3 separate regions of the Mus musculus genome follow, and all the other regions are linked to region 1. A link is a loop called in an ENCODE intact Hi-C map of the cell type or tissue named here. Cell type or tissue: heart. All regions are shown on one strand. Region 1 overlaps 1700069L16Rik (RIKEN cDNA 1700069L16 gene). Region 2 overlaps Cmklr1 (chemokine-like receptor 1). Region 3 holds the start of Cmklr1 (chemokine-like receptor 1).

What was found. Hi-C counts contacts between places; a loop is a spot of excess contacts. Peaks named below come from ENCODE experiments on the same cell type or tissue, not always from the same donor. Only the 100,000 strongest peaks of a DNase experiment are listed, where the experiment ranks them.
Region 2: a loop joins it to region 1, with 1.9 times the contacts of the local background. A loop is called at or near these places in 2 of 42 quality-filtered maps.
Region 3: it touches region 1 in a loop (2.0-fold over the local background); 4 of 42 quality-filtered maps call a loop at or near these places.

Annotation. Positions count from the first base shown.
Region 1 is chr5:113,700,345-113,708,344 of GRCm38, forward strand. All of the region lies in intron 2 of 1700069L16Rik (RIKEN cDNA 1700069L16 gene), which reads right to left. Among named protein-coding and RNA genes, the nearest start is that of Gm46919, 5.6 kb to the left of the region's middle. In heart, no CTCF peak of the experiment used is centred here; a DNase peak (open chromatin) is centred at 4,107; H3K27me3 peaks cover 1,898 bases.
Region 2 is chr5:113,629,726-113,637,725 of GRCm38, forward strand. All of the region lies in intron 1 of Cmklr1 (chemokine-like receptor 1), which reads right to left. Among named protein-coding and RNA genes, the nearest start is that of Gm15736, 10 kb to the right of the region's middle. In heart, no CTCF peak of the experiment used is centred here; DNase peaks (open chromatin) are centred at 3,466, 4,776, 6,216, 6,606 and 2 weaker places; H3K27ac peaks cover 3,027 bases; H3K27me3 peaks cover 740 bases.
Region 3 is chr5:113,646,677-113,654,676 of GRCm38, forward strand. Cmklr1 (chemokine-like receptor 1) reads right to left here and starts at 3,714. Exons shown (of 3, transcript NM_008153.3): 1 at 3,545-3,714. It overlaps Gm52823 (a long non-coding RNA gene), which reads left to right and starts at 4,068. Exons shown (of 3, transcript XR_003955975.1): 1 at 4,068-4,201; 2 at 4,482-4,773; 3 at 5,511-6,895. In heart, CTCF peaks have their summits at 3,519 (motif pointing left) and 7,073 (motif pointing left); DNase peaks (open chromatin) are centred at 675, 2,235, 3,865, 5,715 and 1 weaker place; H3K4me3 peaks cover 1,636 bases; H3K27ac peaks cover 1,187 bases; H3K27me3 peaks cover 3,882 bases.

The sequences.
Region 1 (8,000 bases):
CCTCTCCACGGAAGTTGGTTCCAACCAGTCAGTCTCTGGGGACACAGCTTTTCCCTGACTCCTCATCCACAGTCTTTAGTCCATGCAGGGAGCCTGCGCGCACTCGGGGTTCTGATGTCTGCAAAGGAACCTGCAACAGCAGCAACAGCAGCAGGCTGAGTCAACCCAGGGGGCAAGAGAGCAAAAGGGAGTGGCCCTCTTTCTGCCACAACCTTCTATCACTGCTAGCAGAAAGCTTGTCAAAGCAATCTGGGCGGGTCCTCCCATGTCAATCCAAACAATCTGGGCGGGTCCTCGGGCGGGGATCCTTACTGCAGGTAAGGCTAATTTGTAGCAAGTTAACTTGAAAACAGCCAGTGTAACACTTGACCTCTGGCCTCCACGTGACCAAACACACTAAGAAAAAGAGAGAGACACATAGAGAGCTGTCTAGCCCCATCATACTGCCCTGTGTCTTGTTCTGATCTGAACCAGCAAGAAAGGCACGCGCATGCGCAGAGAAAGGGCTGCCCGGCTCTCATCTGCCCTTCCTGATATTGAGCACTGACTAGAGTCTTGGAGCAGTTACCGTGAGGATAGTCATGGCCTACACGATAGAATCGGCAAGACAAAAAGATAGGAAACGCCCGTGACGCAACTATCTTCTAGAACAATCTTTTAAAATAAAGGCCTCGATAGCTTAAGTTCCTCTTTGTTGGGGGTCGTTAATTTTTTTGTCTGCCACATAGTAAAGTCTTGGTAATGTGTAACAAACCATTTCCAAGCTTGCAGACAGGAATGGTTCACTTGCACGTCTTAACTCTGGGGATGAAAATGAAACACGCCTACAAGTCTGCTAGAAACTAAACTTGCATTTTGATCCCCCCCCCCACCACCACCACCACCACCACCCCTGGACTTGTGACACACAGTGCCTTCCTTTTTGTCAGGGCTAGACAGTAATGGTGAGCCTTGTCAACCACGCAGTCACCATAGCAGAGAGGAAGATGTCCGGTTAGGTTTTTGTCAACTTAACCCAAGCTAGAGTCATCCAAGAAGAGGAACATCAATGGAGAGAACACCTCCATCAGATAAGCCTGTAGGCCAGTCTATGGGACATTTTCTTGACTGAAGCATTAGGGGAGGAGCCAAACCACTCTGGGTGGTGACACTCCTAGGCAGGTGGTCCTAACGGTGTAAGAAAGCAGGCTGAGCAAGCTGCTCAGTAGTGTTCAACTATTGCCCGTGATCCAGATGTGTAAGCCAAATAAACCCTTTTACCCCAACTTGCTTTTGATTTGGTGATTATCCCCAAATTGCTCTGATTCGGCAACAGATACCAAAGCACCTGGGTGGTGGCGGCGGAGGCACACACAGCTGTATTAACCCCCAGCATTCTGGAGGCAGAGGCAGATGGATATCTGAGTAACAGACCAGCCTGGTCTACATAGTGAGTTCCAGGACAACCAGGGCTGCATGGAGACGCTGGGCAGGAGACAGGGAAGGGGATGACTGGGTTGCAGGTGCCACCTGTGAAGCTACATTCTCCCAGCTTCCTGCTAATTGGCTACTAAGTGACTGGCTGCTGATTCTGCCCATTCCACACCCTGGGACAGGGTAGGTGATGCAGATATTGCTTGCTCAGTATCAGGCTCCCATCAGAGGCTGGGAATCCCTTGGCCTCTCTTCCAAGCCCCCAGAACAAGGGCTAATGGGTTTGGTGTAGGCCAGGGTCCTGACTTAAGCCACTCTGGGCAGGTTTGGAGGGTTGTGCCCAAGTACACTGTGCAGAAGCAGACGAGGAGACATCAAAGGGAAGGTAGAATGCTCCACTGAAAACTCTGGGATTCAGTAGTGTTTCCCAGGGTGTGGTTGGAATGTAGGGTCCTGCGTTGTACATCTGTTTCCTACCTCCCTTATGATAAAGAATTGGCAAGACCTAGCTGTGGCCCTTTGCAGCTGTAAGGAGCCACCTGCCTGACCCTGTGTCTCCTCATCTCTAAAAAAAAATTAGTGGCATCCTTCCTGCTCCATTGGACAGCAGGAAGGACTCTGGGGCAAAGCTGCCCCTATGTAACAGGCTTGTGTCTCCTTAATCTCTTCTTTCTGTTTCCTGTGGGGAAGGTGGCAACAGATGCGTCCCCCACAGCCCCTGTACTATGAACAGAGTCACCCGGAGATTCGGGTCCTTTCAGAACCTGTGAAACTGACCTTGTTGGAAAACAGGGTCTTTGGAGATGTGACCCTTTTGAGGGAATGTCACAAGTGATCTGGAGAGGGAACTCTCTTCAGTGGCAGGAGTCTGTCTGTCTGTCTATGGAAAGGTTTAGAGACATCAGCACATGGGAAGGTGGCATGTGAAGACAGGCAGCAGGAAAGGTGGGCATGTACCCACAGGCCAAAGAGAGCGGGGGGGGGGGGGGCTAGAGGGATGGCTCAGCGGTTAAGAGCACTGACTGCTCTTCCAGAGGTCCTGAGTTCAATTCCCCAGCAGCCACATGACGGCTCACAATTATCTGTAATGGGATCTGATGCCCTCTTCTCAAAAAGAGAAGAAGAAAGAAGAGCCAGGGACCAGCAGAAGCTGATCCTTAAAAAGGCAGGACAGGTCCTATAGATACTTCCATCCTAGATATCAGACTTCCAGAGCTACACAAGGTTAAATCCGGTCCCCTTTAACCCACCCACTTGGACAGTCCTAAGACACAGTTTAATCCAGTACCCAGCATGTGGGCCACTCCCAGGAAGCAATTGTGAAGGCAGGTACAAATCTCTAAGCTGGGAGCTGACCTGGCTGGGCTTAGAAATAGTGCTGCCAGCTCTCTCTCTCTCTCTCTCTCTCTCTCCCTCTCTCTCTCTCTCTCCCTCTCTCTCTCTCTCTCTCTCTCTCTCCCTCTCTCTCTCTCTCCCTCTGTGTGTGTGTGTGTGTGTGTGTGTGTGTGTGTGTGTGTGTGTGTGTGTGTGTGTGTGTTTTCTTTTCTGGAGACAGGGTTTCTCTGTGTAGCCCTGGCTGTCCTGGAACTCACTCTGTGAGTTTACCAGGCTGGCCTCAAACTCAGAAATCCATTGCCTCTACCTCCCAAGTGCTGGGATTAAAGGCATGCGCCACCACTGCCTGGCTTCTGCCAGCTCCCTTACAGTCATGGTTAGTACTTGGTAGTCTCTCCGGGTCATTGACTGGCTGGCCACTTCTCTTTTATACTGAGGCCCTGCTTTGAATCAGAGGTTCAGTACTGGCTGCTGACACCATCCTCACTTGAGGATGAATTGGGGAACTGGCCTTTTTTTTCTAGTCCTTATCTCCCCCGAGTTTTGACGGACATTTCCCAAGAAGCCACCCAAGCACACCACCCCAATAAAGGGAGAGAGGAAATCTCATAAGAGTCCAAATGGCCTTCATATATTAAGCTACCAGTAAGTGCAGCAGCTCAGGGTTCGCCCCCCTCGTATTCTCCAGACAAGTTCCCGTGTTAATGAATTCTAGATTCTCATTTAATAAATGTTGCGTGGGAAGCCTCGTTATTCGAGGCTTCATCAATCTCCGGCTGGCACACGGACGCCCCTGTGGAAGTACCTGAGATCGATCGAGCATGGGGCTCACGTCCTCGGTCCTCCGCTCTGCCACCTACAAGAATTCAGTAATTGAAAAGACCTTATAAATCAATACAGCCAAATTGAAAACTCCCAGAGAACAGCACATCATTCAGTGGGGGGCGTTTGTCAGGATTTCTCTCTGCCTTCCCAGGAGGGGGAGATGCAGAAGAAGGGCGAGCAGGCAGGAAGACAGCTGTTGTCCCGACCAGGGAAAGGGGTGCTTAGCGCTCGGAGTCCATTTAGCTTTGATTGCTTGTCCGGCCTGGTTTTTTTTTTTTTTTTTTTTTGACTTGGCCTGCAGTCAAACACTAGATTTTACCACTCCAGACAAAGGTTTGAATTTCTTGTAGAAAGATGGAAGTGCAGAGCTGCCTTGGTGCTAATTACACCCTAGGGAGGACCCCTCTCCAGCTAGAACAGAATGCTTGTAGCTCACCAATCGCCAAGCAGAAAGGAAATGGTGTGGAGGCCGGGAGGAACAGGAGGAAGAGGGGGTATGCTTGCCCAAGGAAAAGGAAGGTGTTTGAGAGCTGAAAAAAAAAAACATGAAGGAAATTTGAAACAATAAAAGGAAATCTTATTGTCGATCGGATTAGCCAAAACTAATTGCCCACCCTTGACAAGGCAGAGGGAGGGGGGAGACCTTTCAGCAAACAGGCAAGGGCTGCTCCAAGCCTGCAAGTCCATCCGCCTCGCCTCCTCTCCTACAGAAACATGCACAGACAAAAGGAAAAGCTGGAAGCCTGTGTCGGTCCACAGGGGGGAATAGATAATATTCCCTTAGGTTATTAAAGAGCTCTTTCAAAAAGAAACCAGGTCTCCTCGTGCCCAAGACCTATTTCTAAGTAACTAAGAAAAACTTGCAACAGTCTGTGTGAGTATGTGCACATAGCAAGTGTTCAAATATGGAAGAAAACCCTGTAAGGATGTGCGCAAGCTGTTCAGAAGTAGACCAGGAGGACAGCCTAGACTGATACTTTGTATTCTAGGCAAAGAAGAGGAAAAAAAAATCTAAGGGGGAGGACAGACCGCATTGATACTTTGTATTCTAAGCAAAGAAAAAAAATTTAAGAGAAAAACAATAGAAATAAACAAGAAATGAGGTCTGTAGATAGCAAACACAACCGCCTGCCCCTGCTCTTCTTGATTTTATTTTATTTTTACTAATTATTATTGTATTAGTGCGTGCCCCGAGATACGTGCATGCTGTGGAGGTCAGAGGACAGCTTTCAAGAGACACTTCCACCGCGGGCTACAGAGATCAAACTTGGGCCACACAGCTTATACAGCAAGTGTTTACTGAGCCATCCTTCCTGCCTTGGCCAGGTGGGTCCTCATCTTAACTGTTTAGAAGGCTTTCAGGCATATGACTTGCTTGTTCTCCTTGGTCCCTTTAGGGCTAGCCATGGGGTGTGCAGCCACCAGAAGTCACCCTAAACGAACAGGTCTAGACAATTTCAGGGACTTAGTATAAGACTTTGAGCTCACCCATTCTTGGTGTTTCTGTAAACCTTTCTTTCTGATTTGTTCCCCTTGACGCACACGAGTCCCCTGGCAATGGGTATTGTGCTCCTTCAGCCTTCTGGTTACTGAAGAAACCAAATTAAGAGAAGGTAGAGCCTTTTACACACATTCAACAAAACATCTGCTGTTCCAGCTGCCTCTGTTAAAGGCAGGACTTGGCTGGGTTTCAGGAGCAGCTAGATCCAGGAACTTGCATTTTCTCAGAAAGCACTTCACCTGCTTGTGTGTTCTTTTCTTATCTCCACACTGGAGCCTACCACTTGTCAAAGCAGTGGTAGCACAGAAAAGTCGGGGAAGGGGTCGGTTACCAATGTACATAGCTCCTTCTTACGAGTACAAAACCACAAGAATGACACACTCACCCAGGAAGCTCTGGAGTGAAATAAGATTTTATCCAAACTTTGTGAACTCAACAGGGGTGTCCCCCCAAAAGAAAACAAAAAGAAAACCCTTCACATCAGCACCCTTTCTTCCTCCTCCTTCCTTCTTCCCTCCTCCCTCCATCCTCCTCCTTCCTTCTTTCCCTCCTCCCTCCATCCTCCTTCCTTCCCTCCTCCCTCCATTCTTCTTCCCTCTTTCTTCCCTCCTCCCTCCCTCTTCCTTTCTCCTTCCCTCCTCCCTCCCTCCTCCTCCCTCCCTCCTCCTTCCTTCCTTCTTCCCTCCTTCCTTCCAGCCCCCACAGAGCCACCAGGAAGGCCTTCTGCAGAGTTGCTCTGACAGCAGACAGACCTATAGAGCATGGTGTTCAGTATCACCAAAGTCTGATCAGGGTCTCAAGGCTGCCAGCACATAGGTCACATCTCATAGAATTTTCAAGTAGGAACTTAAGGGGCTGGGTGGCCCAGTGGTAGCTTGCTTGCCCAGCATGCACAAGGCCATGCTTTTCATCCCAGCACTGCAAAGAAACACAAAAGGAAGCTGACATGGAGTCCTGGGCTTCACTCCTCCTGTCTGATGTGCTTGAGCCATGATATTCACTAGGGTTTTCTGACTGAGGCCTCTTGCCCACCCTGAACCAACCACTGTATTCAGACAAACGGACTGTTTTGATTGCCTCAATCAAACCAATGAAAGCCTATCCCTGGGGGCTGGAGAGATGGCTCAGTGGTTAAGAGCACTGACTGCTCTTCCAGAGGTCCTGAGTTCAATTCCCAGCAACCACATGGTGGCTCACAACCATCTGTAATGGGATCGGATGCCCTCTTCTGGTGTGTTTGAAGTCAGTTATAATGTACATAAAATAAAGGAAGGGAGGGGGAGAGAGAGAGAGAGAGAGAGAGAGAGAACCCATCCCTGAAGCAGGAGGCAGGAGGTGAGTCGGTGGTCCTGGGAACTTGGGAACCTATGGCTGGGTGGAACTAAAATCCAGTTCTCTAAGGAAGGAGGGTAAGGAGTGTGATCTGACCAGCTGAAGTCAGCTACTCTACCCAATCCAGCCAGCCGTCTGGGGTGTGTCCGTGTCCTTCACTGTCCACCTTGGCTGTTTTAGTCTTTTTATGTATGTGTCTGCCTGTATCTATATATGTGCACCACACGTGTTCCTGGTGTCCTATGAAATCACAACTGGAATTACATGTGGTTGTGAGCCACTGTGTGGGAGCTGAGAACCAAACCAAATGCTCTAAACTGCTTAGCCATCTCTCTTAACACATCCCTTGTGTTTTTTGAGACAGGAGCTCTCATTGGCCTGGAACTCACGGATTGGACCAGGTTGGCCAATGCACTCCCAGGATCCATCTGCCACTCTCTCCCCCATTCTGGGATCACCAGTATACTCCACCATGCCGTTTCCTATAAGGGTTCTGGAGTTTGAACTCGGATCCTTACGACAGCAAAACCCAACCAATTGAGCTGTCTCCCTGGAGACACTCATGTGGCTTGCACAGCTGAAGATATTTATTATGGGGTCTTTACAGAAGAAGTTTCCAGACCCTTCTGTGCAGGCAAATGTACCATTTTTGTTGCAATTTGTTCATGATCGCAATTTCTGTCCCTGTTCCCTCTCTGTTGAGCGACATCATGACAAGACAGCAGAGCAGACCTCTGCGAGCAGAAGAATCCTCCAGGTTCCATCGCTCCTACCCAGCTTCCTGTAAAGCCCATGAGTTCATATCAGGGCCAGAATCAAATGGAAGGAGCTTTCACAGCCTCTGGATCACAGACCGACTCCATTACCCACCGCAGAACCTCCCCGCTCAAAGATCAATGTCTTGCAGCCTGCCCAAGGCTGGCAGGCCAGGGACTGTCGCCCAGTCTTCTTAGGAGACAAACAGGAAATCATCTGTAGCGATTCCAGCCAGAAAACAGTCTTAGTTAAATGACTTTATCTCCCAGTGAGCGATGTCTGGCTGCAAAGAGAAATACAGGCTGTGCATGCTAAGCCAGCCCAGCCTGGGTGCATCCTTCCTCCACGTCAACTCAGAGCAGAGGCCTAGAAGCCACACTTTTGCAACTCCACAGTAAAGATGGTGTCTCTGTCCTTTACTGGTCCCCAAAGCACGTGTCTGCTTTTACTTCTGACTTAATTTTTCATTTTGTTTTATTTTTGCTTGCGGGCATTGTTTATTTGGTTGGTTTTGGTTTTTCAAGACAGGGTTTCTCTGTTGTAGCCCTGGCTGTCCTGGAACTTCCTCCATAAACCAGGCTGGCCTCGAACTCAGGGATCTGCCTGCCTCTGCCTCCCTAGTGCTGGGTTTAAAGGCGTGCACCACCACTGTACAGTTGTTTGTTGAGACAGGTTTGCATGTGACCCAGGCTAGCCTAGAAGTCACTACATAGCCAAGGATAACCTTGCTCTTCTGTTCCTCCCTTCCCTTTCTTCTGACTGCTGGGGTGACAGTCATTCGGCACACTTGGTATATGCAGTGTGAGACTCAAGCCCAGGGCCTCAGGCTTGCTGGGCC
Region 2 (8,000 bases), 71 kb before region 1:
CGGACATTCAAGATGAGTTTGCCAAATGCCACACTGGGCTCTGGCTGACTAGAACAGGCAATCCTAACTGCAGGAACGGATAGGAAGCTGTAACTGGGAGCCAGCCAGACCAGGTAGGGCCAAAGGCTCTCTGTAGCTCTCACATGGACTAGCCACCTCTGTTCTTTGAGCTGACTGTGTAAATGGGGTCCATGTCTTCATCCCTCTGAGGGTGCAAACGGGCAGGGGAGGAAACACTCGTGAGAGCACACAATAGGAACTCAGCACACAGACCACAGAACGGGCCACTGTGCTGCTAGTTTGCCTTCCATGGGGATAAGGGGAGGCTGGCCAGACAATCCATCCTGAACCTGGGACTCAGTTCCCCGTTTCAGACATACTGCTAGCTTAAGGACAACGGCCGGGCGGTGGCTCAGCGGAACAGCCAGCCTCTGTGGCTGTCTGGAGACACCACTAGCTCCTCAGCCCTACTCCACAGCTGAAAAACTGAGACTCACACAAGCTGACCTTTCTTGGATCTGCTGGCCACGGGTGAGTGGGCAGAATGGGTGCTCCCACCCCGTGGTTGCCTCCTCCCTTGAGTTTCACAGGAATCTGAAGCATCCCGGCCCCAGCCCTTTTGGGTGGGCTGACAGGGAACAATTGCCTCACATCTCTGGGCCCCAGGCCCTTCGTCTCCATCACCGGGCTGTGGACAGTGGGAAGGAACTTCCTGGTTCCAGCATTGTGCAGCTTTGACAGCAAAGAGGTGTCACCTACGGGTCAGCTGCTACACATTTCCAACCAGCTCCTTGGGGGCTCAGTGCTTTAGGGTCCAGGGTCCACTCCCCCCCACCCCCAGTCCTTGTCAGCTGTCTGAGTGGTCTGGTCAAAGCACACATTAGGGGTCCTTGTCCACTGCTCAATAGTGACCACCACCACCCACTGTGCATCAGAGACCCCTGGCTCCTTTGTGGCAGGAAGTGGACTTGGAAGGACCCCCAAATGATGGTGGTAAAGGGCAAAGCTCCATTTGGCATCTCTGCCAGGGATGGGGTCAGGAGACAGAGGTTCTCCTTCGGGGGGTGGGGGGGAGTGAGCCTCACCCAGATAGGCTCAAGCCTCCAAGAGATGGAGATACTTCCAGCCAGGTGACCTTGACCTTGGACTGGGCTCTGTGGAGCAACCATTCTCCTTCCCCAAATCCCTGCTCCCTCCTCCTTTCCAGAAAACACTAACCAAGCATGTGTGGGCCAGGCCAACCGCGGACGCTGGGATAATACAGAACAGAACATGGCTACCCGTGCGAAAGGGTGTGGGTGACAAACACCTGAAACAATGCAAGGCAGAGTAAACACTCCGGAGGCCCGGTTCTGCTGCATCACCGGGGCAAGCCCCACATCTCTCCGTGCCTCCGATCCTACACCTGAAGACTGAGAGAGATGGAAGCTCCCGGCCCTCGGGATGCCCACGAGGATGAGGTTGTGCTGAGTGTTTCAGAAGCAAGACTGACCTCAAGAAGCACCGCAGACAAAGCTGTGCTTTTAAGTAGGAGCAGCAGGCGCAGGAACGCAGCAGGGTCCGACCACGCTGCCTCTGGGAAGCCGCTCTGAGGAGCTAATGTTTGCGTGTAGATGTTCGCGCAGGGATGGGAAGCCATGTGGTAGCAGTGCATTCTGGGAAGTGGGAAAGGGAAGTGCAAAGGTCTGGAGGCAGGCGTGGGCCCGGCACCCTTGTGTGCATCCACCTTTTCTAGGAAAATACTCCAAGTGAGCACCTCCTGCCTGCCACCCTCCCTGCGAGGTGCCGCGGAGTAAGATGGCCCAGTCCCTACCCTCAGAGACAAACAGCATGGTCAGGGTCATAAGATATTGCCCTAAGTCCAGTCCTCCTGGCCTCCGCTATCAGGGTGGAGCTGGCCAAAGCCCAGACTCCTTCCTGCTGTTCCTCAATGTGGGGACACTAAGTCAGCTGCAATTTACCACGCCGCATGCTCTGAATCTCTGCCATAGTGCAAGGAAGAGCAAGGGAAGGTAAGAGAGAGGGACGGAGTCATCCCAGCCTTCCTCTGTCATGGGAAGGCATGGGGATCTGAAAAAAATGCCTGTCCCTGCTGGTCACCATGAGTCCTGGCTCTGCACATAGCAAGGGGCTGGAGGCTGGAGGCTGGGGACAAGATGAAACTTCTGGGGGAGATAACATTTGACCTGATCTCTGGAGGGAGGGCATAAATCCTTTGCCAGATAGATGAAGAGGGTATCCCGGTGGGGGAGTGGGGATTGCTGTGTACAGGTCACAGAGGCCTGATAACAGGTAGCTAAAGAGAGAGGAGATGGGAGGAGACACCGGCAACACCCCAAGGGGTCTGAGGCTGTGTCAAGCAGGCAGCAAGGAGTGGTGGAGGCTTGCAAGCAGAGTTGTCTGTCTTCCCAAAGAGATAGACCTGGGTGGATGACATGGGGTCTGCGCTGGAAGAGAGGAGGCTGCAGGGGAAACTGAGGCACTGAGTAGCAATGGCTCCAGCCAGAGACCACAGCTCCAGGAAGGACCAGCAGTGGACCTGGGATGCGGGCAGCCAGACTCTTAGGACCTACACTGTCCGTGACAACACCTGTCCACTTGCCCAGAGCCTGAAGATCCTAGAGGCCACAGGTCTCTAGAGAAACCAGTAGTGTGAAGCATCTTTCCGATGGGAAAGGTGAAAAACCTGTTCTTCCGTCCAGGAAGGTGGGGCTTGGAAGTGATTAAGAGCCTGTGATCTTCATTATCTGTTGGGCCAGACCATAATACTCTAAATGACCTCTATGCTGTCTGTATGACCCATGACTCTTAGGTCCTTAAGCTAGTACAGGAAGCTTATTTCTACAACCCAGTTTCTTGGAAGAAATGACACTACCCTGAGTTGAGTTTCGATGCAATTATGTTTCCGTGTGCACTGGGGACTGCGTTACTCCAGGAAACTTTTTCCCCCTAAATTACACTAGGGATAAACCTCCTGGTACCAGGCTCCCCGACAGGTTGACCAAGTCAGTCCGCACTGGGTTTTCATCCTTCTCTCGTCCCAGGGTTTGCCTCCCTGTCTGATACCTGCGGGGGTCCTCTCATCCATTAGCCTTTCCTGTGGGTCATCTGTTGGCTGCTGCCCTGCCCCCAGACTTCCCTCTGTCTGTCTGCCATTGCAACAGACCTCCGGCATCGCAAGAACTTCCAGTGACCCACCCCCCCCCAAATTCCCATCTCTTCACAAAACTGTCTCCAGACACAAAACTGGCTCCAAGGCAAGCAGGGGGCTGCAGGAACCTATACAACCCAGGGGAACTCGAGAGGACCAGGACCCTGACCTGCCCCAGGCACCCAGCTACGGTCTAGCCCATGAGAAGTCCACGGCCTTGGCTCAGGCAGTGATGAATGGGCCATAGATGCTGCCAGGATGGGGGAGTGTGAGGTCCCACCCTGTTCCCAGGCTCTGGGGAGGAGGGGTGGGGTCAGTCTGCCCCGCCACTGTCCACTCCATCGACACTGCTACCTCTTCCAAGGCAAAGCCCACACTTTGACCTGGGAGGGGTCTGGCCAAGGAAGTGGCCCCTTTGCCCTGCCTTGCCGCCAAACAGGGGACAAGATGCTGGCTGAGGACCAAAGAAAAGTCAGGTCATTGTCAGAGAGCTTTGGGGTGAAAGCCTGCCAACTCATGTTGGGGAAGAAGGGGGTCACCAGGCTCAGTGTCGAGAGCTTTAGCCTCATTTAATGGCAGTAAATCTGACCCAGGGCTGGTGGGTGCTGTTCGGCTGTCAGAGTGCTTGCCAGCTATGCACGAATCTCGGGATCCTATCTGCAACACCTCATAAACTAAACTTGGAAGTCTAAGCCTGTAATCTGTAATACCCTTGCCTTCTGGGGAAGGATCATGTTTCAAAAGAGAGTACATACACACAGAGAAAGAGAGAAAGAGAGAAAGAGAGAGAGACAGAGAGAGAAAGAGAGAGACAGAGAGAGAGAGCTCAAAACCTTATCTAGCTGTAACCTGACTTTCAGTTACTGTCATTCTGTGTCATAGGACCCCAGGCCCACATCTGCAGATTGGGTGTACTTAGGACCTCATGAACCTCACACACACAGAGCATTACATCGCCTGTCCCTTGCAAGAACTGAAGGTTATCTTAGGGCACAGGATTCAGTGTGTGAACGAGGAATGTCCCTGCAGGTCACCCCACCTTTGTAACAGGTCAGTGCAACACACACGTCCGTTGGCCTGTAGTTTGCAGAGAGGTACTTCAGGCTGGGTGAACAGTCCCCAGTCAGCAGAACTTCTAGTAAGACTCCTGTGTCACGGGGAGTTCTTCTCCATTTACTAACTGAACTTGAGTGGCCTGGTTCAGGCCCCTGGAGCCACCAGGAATGCACGGTCACCTCCCTGCCCCTGTAGTGCCCGCTTCCCCCTTTGACCTCAGCCGGTGCTTTCTCAGCATCCTTCCTAACTCCCAGCCAGCTGCCCCACCCTGAGCCTTCAGGATGCGGGGTGAGTTGCCCGGTGGGTGTGATGGGTTTATCCATTCATCTGTTTGCTTGAGCACTGCTTTGGTCCAGAAGCAGCTGGGAGGTCAAAGGAAAAGTTTGTATCGGAGGAACATAAATTACAAGTAAGAGTGAAAGGAGGAAGGGACCTGGAAGGAACAGACCTCGAGCCAAGGGCTGGCTGAGAAGGAAACAGACCAGACCAGACGATGCCGGAACTGCTCCCAGGCTCCTGGCAGGCGAGGAGGTGCCAGCTTCCAGGTCACATGATCCTGGCTCTGAACAGTCCAAACCACAGTGAGGCGGATTCCTGCTGGGCTACAGAGACAGGGTCCCTGGGGACCTAGCCACACCCAGCCTGGGGTATCTCAGGAGAGACTGGCCATGCGGAGTTGGTAACAGGGTTCCAAACAGCAGCTCAGCCAAGCATGTCCTCTGGGTGTACCAGGGAGGGTTAGCTGTTCAGTCCGGCGGGGGGAGGGGGATATATGTGGCTGAAAACCAAAAGAAATATCTAAACTATTCCCAAGGGACACTACTGAGTCCCTGCTCCGGTGTGGAACAGGCCTGGACCAACCCTGTGATCCCTACACTCCTTGTTTATTGATAAGGTTTACCATACAAACTCAACAAGGCTTGGGGCTCCATGTAGCATCCCTGCTTGCCACAGATAGTCCCGAGTTACACCTGTTATCCCTGTGCCCACACTGTATCCATCCTTCCTTCCCACAGTGCCCAGGTTGGGTCTCTAGCCTCAGTCTCCAGCCAAGTTCTCGTCCTGATGTTCCAGTGATAATCGAGGAACCTGGCCTTGCTGTGATCCACACTTGAAAGATAAGGAAACTAAGTCTCAGACAGCTGCTCACCGAGGCAGACACACACTGGTCAGGAGATGCCCGGGACCCTCATGGATGCTCTGTACAGAAATAACTCCCACTTGCCTGTATGTTCTAATTGTAATGACCTGACCATGGATCACAGGAGAGCAGATGACCTCTCTGACTCTTGTGACCAGGCTTGCAGGTGCCACCAAATCCCCACCCTTCCGAATCATAGCCACTTCTGGCTCTCATCTGTCTCAAGTGGGGTGAACTTCCTCTAGAAAGGTCACAAACTCTACACAGCCAGCTGAGATGTGGACAGGCCCAGTGCAACAGTAAAACACGGCCCCTCATCTCTAAAGCATCATGGTTCTCAGGACAGATGTTTGCAGAGCCAAAAGTGTACCCCCCCACACACACACACCTGGGCCAGGTGCCTGCACTGACCACTGTTCTCAAGGTTGGCCCACCCTTGGCTCCAGTCCTCTGTGTTTCAGACTGCCCTGTGGGGCCTGGTGGACCTGGAGACCATAGTCAGGAGGAGGCACCAGGGAGCTAAAACAGGTCTGGGGAAAGGGGTGGACAGGCAACACCATGGTAGGGACAGAAAGGTGGAGGGGCAGAAGAAGTAATGGAGAAAACTCAGAGGAAAGAAGAGAGATGGTAGAGGGAGAGGGACTAAGGGATAGGCTATAAGATCAGAGAAAAGAGTCAAGACTTAGAGACCTGGCAGGAGCAGCCTGAGCTCTGCTCTAGGGGGTTTGAGTCCCTGGCAATGGAGAAGCCCCTGTGCTGAGCAGAGGAGGAGCCCCTGGAAGCTTATCTAGGGCTCTGGGTGACCTCACAGAAAGGCTGAGGTTTGTTTTTTATTCACTGACTTACGAAATGCTGGAGACAGACCCCAGGGCCTTTTGCACGCCCCGGCAAGGAGCTCTGCCCTGACCTGCAGCCCTGTTCGGAAGAGGCATTACTCAACCAAAGCTGTTTGGTGACAACGTGGGGGGACAGTGGTTGGGAAAGTCCTGGCAGCATCCAGAAGGGTTAAGACATCTCAGGCCATTTTATGGACTGAGCATGGGGTCAGTGACTTCTCTAGAAACTTCTACCGCCGTTGGAAGGGAGCATTGAGGAGAGCCGTAGTTCTCCTGAAAGCTTCGGTCTCCCAATTGCCTTGGGAGAGAGACAGCAGACCTGTGCTGAAACACCAGCTTGGCCCACAGGAAGCTGCCAGATGCCCACCCCAGCTGGCCAGAAGATGCGGAACTCAGCAGATTCCTACATGAGCCCCACAGGACTCTTCCCCGGTGACAGGGAAAAGAAAGTGGAGGTGGTTCAAAGTCCCAGACTTGTCCAGGAAGATGACGGAGGCCCAGAAGTTTCCTGCACATGCTCAAAACAGAACGTTTGCTATTGATGTCTCCTGGGAGGCCCTCTACTCCTGACTCAAGTTTGATCTATTTTTAGTTATTACGTTTCTGACTAGGTGATACAACTCTATTTAGAGATGTTCACACTATGTCGAACTATAAAGAGAAGCCCTACTACCCCTCCCACACCACCGTCCATATCCCAGGGCATCCTGCTCCTTCTACTAGTTTTTTGGGTGTCTTTTTATAGCCTCTGGGTAGTTACAAAGGATTTTCCTGATTTCCCTCCCACTTTGCATTGAAGAAAATATACACATGCCCTCCTTACCCAGTAGTAGATTTGGGAGATGGTAAGACATAGCTCACCCTTCCAGATAGCTGCATAGTATTTCAGTGTTAGGCTTACCAGCTTTTCAATAACCAGTTCCCCAGGGCATGTGCTCTTGCTACCAATTCCTTACTGTTAGGATGTTATCAGGCGGGGCACTTGGTCTCTGCCTAGTTTCTTAATGTAACACTGTTGTAAGCAATCTTGTTATATGTGCTACAATGTTACAACTGAATCCTTAGCCTTCCACTCCGGCTTACCAGAGTTTGTTGTTTTAAGTTTCCCTTTGTGTTATCCTTTGTAACTTTTGGTTTGTTTTGTTGGAATGTGGTGGCTGAGATGAGCACTCAGGGCTTTCCTTGTGCCTGCTAGGTAAATGTTCTGCCCCTGAAGGGCTTCTATAATGGGGAAACACTGCCCGCCCATTTTCACAGAGCCAGGCTGTTTTAAGCGGTGAAGAACGTCCTCTGAACGTCCTCTGATGCCACACGGTCCTCACTCAGCCCAGCTACACACCTGCAGCACAGTCACGGAAATACCTGCTCTGGCTCTGGTTGTGAGAGCTAGTCCTTCGGTTTCCACCTCTACCTGCTGCATCTGGGGCTGCTGCAGGGAGCAGGGAAACAGGAGCTCTGCGGGGCACCGGTTGGCTGGCTCTCTAGGCAACCCTATGGGTGTATCCGGATGGTGGGGTTCAGAGAGTAGCCAGGGAGCTAGAGAGGCAGGCTCTTCGCAGAGCACATCCCCAGTGTCATCCCTGAGACTGAGGCTGGAGCCTGTGTGTGCAAGGAGTGGGGGTGGTCTGGAGGTGACCTGGCATGCTGAGGACCCCTGGCAGTCGCCATCTTGAAATTGCATTTCTATTTTTTATTGGGGTCTAAAATAAAATAACAAAAACCCCGGGTGTGGGGTAGTGGGAGGAAGAAGCCACCTCCCAAACCCTTCAAGAAGAGTCCGGAAGAATCTTCCAGCCTGGCCCAGGAGCAGTCCCTG
Region 3 (8,000 bases), 54 kb before region 1:
AAATAAAATAAAATAAAATAAAAGGCCTCCCTTTTTCATGTTTGGGAAAGTAAGTTCTCTCGGGCCTATTTGTTCCTGAAGCTCACACAGTCTTCAGCAGCTTATACCTCCTACTGCAGGGAACAGCAGGAGAATCAGAATGCCTCTCCTTTGATGGCTCAAGTCCAACAAACACCTTGAACATTCATCTCTTGAGACCTTGGAGTAGGTCTGCAGTTTGCAGCCCACTGTAAAGCTATGGGGACTCTTTGAAGGGAGTCTGGTAAACTGCCCTGCTGTTTCCCGGAGGAGCAGGGGTTTTTTGTTTTTTTGGTTTTAGGTTGCATCTTTCTGTCTGTTTTTTTTTGTTATTGTTTTGTTTTGTTTTTCGTTTTTGTTTTGTTTTGCTTTTTTGGTTTTTTGAGACAGTGTTTTTTTCTGTGTAGCCCTGGCTGTCCTGGAACTCACTCTGTAGACCAGGCTGGCCTCAAACTCAGAAATACGCCTGCCTCTGCCTCCCAAGTGCTAGGATTAAAGGCGTGAACCACCAGGGCCATTTTGTTTTTTTGACAAACAGACTCTGTAGCTTCAAGGAGCTGCAAAGCCCCCACCCAGGGGTAACCTGGTGAGATGGAACATGCTGTGTCCCATAAGGCAGAGTTTCACTTCTCCACGCAGCCTTCTGGCCTCAACTGCTGACACAGGGCATGTGGCTTCACAGAGATCCACCAATACTTGCTTAGGAAGGAAAAAGAAACTCAAGTGTACAGCAAAGCATCAGGAGCCTAGGCAGAGGAAAACAGGAAAACACTTGTGGGCCGTCAGCCGCTCTCGGGTAGGAAGGGCATCGAACCTTCTGAAGAGCCCGTTGGCACAGAGATGGCCTCGGCTCACCTTTTAGACAGCATGATTCATAAACACTGGAACTCTAAGAAATGCTCACGAGGGCTGGGGAGGGGGCTGGGGGTGAGAGAGCTTGCCCATTAAAGGCCGGGGATGAGTGTGTGTGTGCCTGTAACTCCAACATTGAGGGGAGAAGACTTGTATATTTGGGGAGCTTGATGGTCAGACTATGGCAGAAACAGTGAGCTGTTAATTCGGCAAGAGGCCTGGTGTCACAGCAGTGAGGTAGACAGTGACAGAGGAAGATATCCAGGACCCTGCTTCTCTCTGTCTCTCGAGATGGAGAGACAGAGACAGAGATCCCAGCTCAGAGCCTCCCCTGGAATTCTGTCGATGACAGTCACAATGTCACAGGTGTCTGTGGTTCAGGGAAGAAGTCACATTAATAATCTGAAAACCCCATGATAAGGTCTGGGAAGATGGCTCAGTGGGTGAAGCGTTTGCCAAGCCAGCACAAGGACTGGAGTCTGAGCCTCAGCAACCATGTAAAAGCCGGATGTGGCAGTGAACACTTGACCCCAGTGCTGGGGAGGCAGAGGTCTGTTCTCCTATGAACATGCATGCACACACACATACACCTGCACATACATATACTGCACATACACACACTGGACCACTGTCTGCCAAGCATTATTGCCAGGGAGATCCTATCTCACTTCTCCTTTGTAAAAATTCTACTGGGTAGCTCCTGTTCAGAACCCCGTCTCACAGATGTGGAAACTGAGGCACAAACCCAGATCTAGAGCTGCGGGGCCCTATAGAGTCTGTGGTGGTCTGTCTCTAGAACCCTAAAAGGCCTCGGGTTTCTAATCTGCAAACTGGGGGTGTTACTAGAACCCTCATCGTGAGGCATGGTCGAGTCCAGAAAACCACCTCAAGATGTCATTCGTAATCAGGCATCTAAGAGGCAGGACTATAGTCCAGTCTCCCAGCCCATTCTGCAGATGCTAAAACTGGGGCCCAGCTTCTCCATGGACAGCTCTTAGGGAGGGGATGGAGGTCCCCAGGGACATAACACTGAGCTGTGCCTCAGTGAGCCCCAGGTTGCTAGGAGACAGACTAGATGAGTGACAGATTATAAGACCATGTGGAAGCAGCTATATGGGGGTGCGGAGACCTCTCTACTGGGTTGAGGTAGATAGAAGCCTGTATGGGGTTCATCTACTCCTCAAAGAGTTGGGCGAGTCCAGAGCCACTTGTCCTTGGCTCTCAGATGATATCTCGCACATGCCAGACACCCCACAAGTTTAAGCTAAGCCTTTCAGAAGAGAGTCCCGAGCCAGCCCCTTCTGCAGCTTGAGTGAACTGTGAACAGGCACACACACTGGCAGCAGCAAGGTCCTGAGACAAGCCAGCCTTGCCCTTGACAGAAGCCAGAACCACAGATCCCCTTGGAAAGGGGAAGGAGAGAGAGTTAAAGGGAAATCAAGGCTTTCTTAAGACACAGCAAACACAAGACCTCCTCCTCCTCCACTTCCTCACTGTGTGACCTCAGACCTGTGGCCTGTCCTCTCTGAGCCACATCACATAAAGAGTTGCAAGCAGAAGTCAGGAAGATCCATAGGGCTCACTGCCCAGCCAGCTAAGCCTAGTCAGTGAGCTCAGGGTCCCAGCGAGAGACCCTGCCCCATCACATAAAGAGTTGCAAGCAGAAGCATCTCAAGCAGAGGCAGGCAGCCCTAGTGTTAAGAAGGCTTCAAGGCTATTGCACCCCTATGCCATGCCATGTACAGCGTCAGCAGGAAGAAATTGCCATGACCAGACAGCTCACATATCTTTAAAAAAGGGTAGTGAAGAACTGGAGCGATGGCTCGGTGGTTAAGAGTACCAGCTGTTCTTCCAGAAGACCCAGGTTCAATTCCCAGCATTGACATGGTTTCATCAGCATCTGTATGTAACACCAGCTGTAGGGGAAGTTGATCCTCTTTTGTCCGGGACTCACGTGCACTCACATGCACAGACCCACATAGATATTGGCATGCATATATATAATTAAAAATAAAATAATTTTAAAACATGGTTTCTCCATGTAGCCCTGGCTGTCCTGGAACTCACTCTGTAGACCAGGCTGGCCTTGAACTCACAGAGATCCTCCTGCCTCTGCCTCTCTCTGGGTCTATGAGAGACCTTGACAAGGCTTATGATAATCAGAGAGTGACAGAAGAAGACACCCCACGTTCTCCCTCTGCCTGCACATCTGGACATCACACAGAGCATCACACACACACAGTGATATGGGGTCACCTATGGGAATATATCCACGGGACTAATACACAAAGCAAAACTATCCCACAAAGTGTTCATGGCAGCGCTGGTCACTCAGAATACTAAAAAACAAAAAGAGAAGTGGACCTCACAGTAGTTACATGCCCCCAAGGCCAGCCTTTGTCAGCAGCCACTGAACTGTCCTCTCGGGAGCCGGAGAGCCTGACGGGGGTGGTCTGTGGCACGGCACAAGTGGGCTTTGCTCTGAGTCGAGGAAGGATTCATCCTCACGGATGGCCTGCGGTGGCCACGCTGGTTTTCACAAACACCAGCGTCGCTCTTCAGCTCTGATTCTATGCTAGAAACTTTTCCTTTGACACACACCCAAAGAGGAGCTCCAGTCCCTGCCTGCGCGTCCCTTCCCGCCCTCTGCAGGACTCAGAACCAAGTGCTGTACCTTCTCTCCAATATCCCCCTCCGGCTCCTGCGACTTCAGGGTTTGAGAACTCGCGCTCTGGCCTCTTTCTCAGTTGTTCTGGTAGTGGCTGTTTGCTTGGAAGCATTTCTTCCATTCACAGAAGATTTCGTCTGAGCCCCGCGGAGCACAACATCCTAAGAGCCTCCCTCTGTCCTGTGTTCTGTGTGGGGACAGGGACAGAACTCAGCCTGAGAAACAGCTGGAGCGGGGAGGGGCGGGAGGAGCAGGAAACAGCCTGGGGAGGGCGGGGGCGCCAGCTGTGTGGAGTGGGCCCCCCGCCACTCCCCCAGAGGAGGCTTCGCCTGCCAGCCAGGCTGGGCTCCTGGGTGGTAACGGCCCACTAGGAATGACCCGCCCCTTGTCTGGGCGCACAACTGGAGCCGCAAATGGAGCCTTGAAACCAGGCTGCTGGGGAAGTTACTCCTGACCGACCTGAAGACCCACCCGCAGCTGGTTATCTTTGCCCGCAGTAGGGACGGTAGCAAGCCCTATGGCCTCTTGCCTGCTGTTCCCTACTTCTGAGTGCTATTCTTGCCCCTAGTGTGGCCAGATGGCTTCCAGCTCCTTCTCCGTGATGAAGAAACCTCCCCTGACAGACTACTCTGGGTTTCCACATCACAGCAAGCACTGACAGAGGTATCACGCTGTCCTGCCTGCTGCCTGTCTTCCCCAGTCTGTCCCCACCACCTGATATAGTGCCTAGTTTATTGGCACCGACAGCAACAGAATTGTTGAAGTAGCCAAGAACAAGGCAGGGTACTGGGCACTCAGTACACAACCTTCACAGTGCTAGGAACTTGATACTACATCCTCCCTACGGCAGTGGTGGTTGTGGACAGGTATTTTTATTACCCTTGTTTATTGGTAAGGAAATTGGGGCACAGAAAGGTTAAGTTTCTTACCCTATGCTACCCAGCTAGGAGATGGCAGAGCTGGAGCCCAACCAGGCTAGATCCCAGTCCTCAACCTCCAGAAGGAAGACATAACAGTCCTTGGCCTGTGTGATCCATAGCAAGTGCTTTGGTTGAGAGTGTCATGCATCACCATGCCTGCTGCAACGGGGCTGGAAGAGTAGATCACGCATGGCGGATGGAGATGCTGAGGCCGTGGACCAGAATCTGTGCCCAGGCAGCCGGCTCGGGCTCACAGCTAAGACCAAGCTGAGGTCTGTCATGGTTGGAAGCCCTGCTGCCTAAAGCTACTTACAGGTGAGGAGAGGGGAGAGAAAGAAGAAGGAAAGGAAGCAGGGGAAAGGTAATGGAGAAGGGTGAGGAGAGAGAAGAAGGGGGGAAGTAAGGGGGAGGAGAGAGAAGAGGGAGAGGAGGGGAAGGAAAAGGAGGAGAGAGAAGAGGAGGGAGGGGAGGGGAAGAAAGGGGGAGAAGGAGAGGAGAGGAGAGGAGAGGAGAGGAGAGGAGAGGAGAGGAGAGGAGAGGAGAGGAGAGGAGAGGAGAGGAGAGGAGAGGAGAGGAGAGGAGGGGAGAGGAGAGGAGGGAATACAGAGGAGGAGGAGAGAAGAGGGAGGGGAACAAAGGGAGGGGAGGAGAAGAGGGAGGGGAAGAAAGGGGGAGGAGAGAAGAATGGAGGGAGGGGAAGGAAGAGGAGGAGAGAGAAGAGGAGGGAGGGGAGGGGGAGAAGAAAGGAGAGAGAAGAGGGAGGGGAGGGGAAGAAAGGGGGAGGAGAGAGAAGAGGGAAGGGGAGGGGAAGAAAGAGGGAGGAGAGAGAAGAAGAGGGAGGGGAGGAGAAATAAGAGTGAGGGGAGGGAGGGGAAGAAAGATAGAGAGATGAGGATAAAGACAAGAGAAGAATGGAGAAAGGATAAAGAGGAGGAGGAGCGGGGGGAAGGGGAGGTCAAAGACAAAGGCAGGGAGGGGGTACCTTCTCAGCTCAGCCTCAAAGTCCTAGACAATTGGGTTGTATCTGTCACCACCTGTCTTTGTCTTTGCAGCTATAGCGGGACACCCAAGACTACATTAGTTCACAAGCGGGAGTTTCTGTAGATCTGGGTTCTGGAGGTGGGAAGCCGCCCGGAAGCTGGTGTCTAGTGGGCTTCCTGCTGCCTGTGGTGGGAAACAGGAGGTGAAGCCACACAGGAGCAGGGAGGAGAGGGCTGAGCTCTGCCTGTCAGCCTGTCAGCAGCAATGGCCTTAGTCTGCCAGAACACTTAAAACAGATTCATCCCTTAAAGGCCCCACCTCTCCTTGGGGGGGGGGGGGATAAAGTTCCCAGCAGCTACACAATGGGGACAGGTTCAAAGCACCACAATGCCTGACCCCTCAGAGTGCTACGTGCCATTCCCAATTGGCCAGTCAGTGACATTAGCACACAGAAGGCAGAACTACCCTGACCTTTCCGTTCCCCAGATAACTGCTTGAACCAGAGCCATTAAGTCAGTTCCCCAGGGTCACACAGTACCCTAGAGGACCAGCCTGTCTGAGTCCACATCTCTCCCTTCCCCTCCGATAGTTCAAAAAGCAGATCACATACTTCCGATGCACACAATGTATACATTGTAATTGTATATAGTGTATACAACACAGTACCCTAGAGGACCAGCTTGTCTAAATCCACATCTCTCTCTTCCCCTCTGCTAGTTCAAAAAGCAGATCACATACTTCCAATGCATACAATGTACACATTATAGTTATATACATTACATACAATGACACAGGATATACAGTGCCATTATGGAAGGGAGAAAAGGTAGTGAGGGAAAAACTGGACCAGAGCAAGACCAAACCCCAAACTCCAAATCCTGTAGCTCCATGTCCAATGTCAAAGAGCTTAGATGGCTCCACCCTTCAAGCCTTACTGACTGACACTGCGACACACCTCACTCTCTTGTGCTGCTTCCGCACCTTGTCTGCAGCATCTCCAACATCTCGGGGTCTCCAACGTAACCTAGTATTCACCCTCAGGAAATGGCCTCCTCCATGCAGGACATCCCGGACACACACCCTTTATCCAACGCCTTTACTCCCGTATCCTCCATGGCTCTAAAGTCAGAACTACATGCTCGATGCCACCAAATTCTGCCAGCTTAGCTGTGTGGGATCTTGCTCTGAAGGCACCAATCCCTTTATTCCACTTAGCACGGGCCAGTCTTTAGAAGGCTCAACTCCTGAAGTGCAGGACTTGCCTCCAATATTACACTCTGCTGTTCTCCTCATCAAACTACCCTTTAGATTTTTTTCATCCTGCTTGCTCTGTTTCATTGTAGCACATTGTGATTGCTGATGACCCCATGACACAGTCACTAGTAGGCTGTCTCCAAATCTCTGCCAATGAAATTACTCCAAAATTCTTCAGATTCTTAGGATAAGAACAACAACAAAATCAATAACAACAAAAAAAAAAACAAAAACAAACAAAAAAGGGGCTGGTGAGATGGCTCAGTGGTAAGAGCACCCGACTGCTCTTCCGAAGGTCCAGAGTTCAAATCCCAGCAACCACATGGTGGCTCACAACCATCTGTAACGAGATCTGACGCCCTCTTGTGGTGTGTCTGAAGACAACTACAGTGTACTTATATGTAATAATAAAAAAAAAACCAACAAACAAAAATCAGCCACATATTCTTTGCCAAAATATCACAAGGTTAATCTCTAACCCAGCTGCTAATATAATTCCCCTCGGAAACTTCGGGAGTTGGGACTCTACAGTGCTCTCAGCGCTGAGATCTTCCACGTTCCTAATACGATGGCCCATTAAGTTCTGCTTACAGCTTTCAACCACTTTCTTAGTCCAAAGTTCCAAACTTTTCCGCATCCCCCATAATCCCCCATGGTCAGGCCTGTCACCAACGGTTCCCTCCTTGGTATCACCTTCGGTCTCAGTTACTGTTCTACTGCTGTGAAGAGACACCATGACCAAGGCGAGTTAGAAGAGAAAGCATTTAGTTTGGGAGCCACAGTTCGGGGGGGGGGGGGGGGGGGGCTTCCTGAGGGAGAGGAGACCAGGCTAGAGCAGGTTGAAGCTGGAGAGGACCTGCGAAAACTGAGACAGGCATCGTTGTCCCACTGTTGGACTTTGGCATCGCAGATGCCATGGGGCAGAAACCATTTTTATCCCCGAGTGAGAAGCAGCACAGAGACTGAAGTCAGTTCCCCAATGGCACACAGCCACGTGTGGTAGAGCTACCTTGTTTCCCCTGTGTGAAGGATTCTGCAGAAGTCCAGATCGTCCCAGGCTCCGCCCCCCAGTAGCCCAAGCTCCGCCCCCAGTAGCCCAGGCTTCGCCTCCCAGGAGCCCAGAGCAGAGTCCACAGGTCAGACCTGACCCTAAAAGCTACTTAAAAATGGAAATCAGAAATCGTAGCTGGGCAGTGGTGGCCTTTAATCCCAACACTTGGGAGGCAGAGGCAGGCGGATTTCTGAGTTCGAGGCCAGCCTGGACTACAGAGTGAGTTCCAGGACAGCCAGAGCTACAGAGAAGGGGA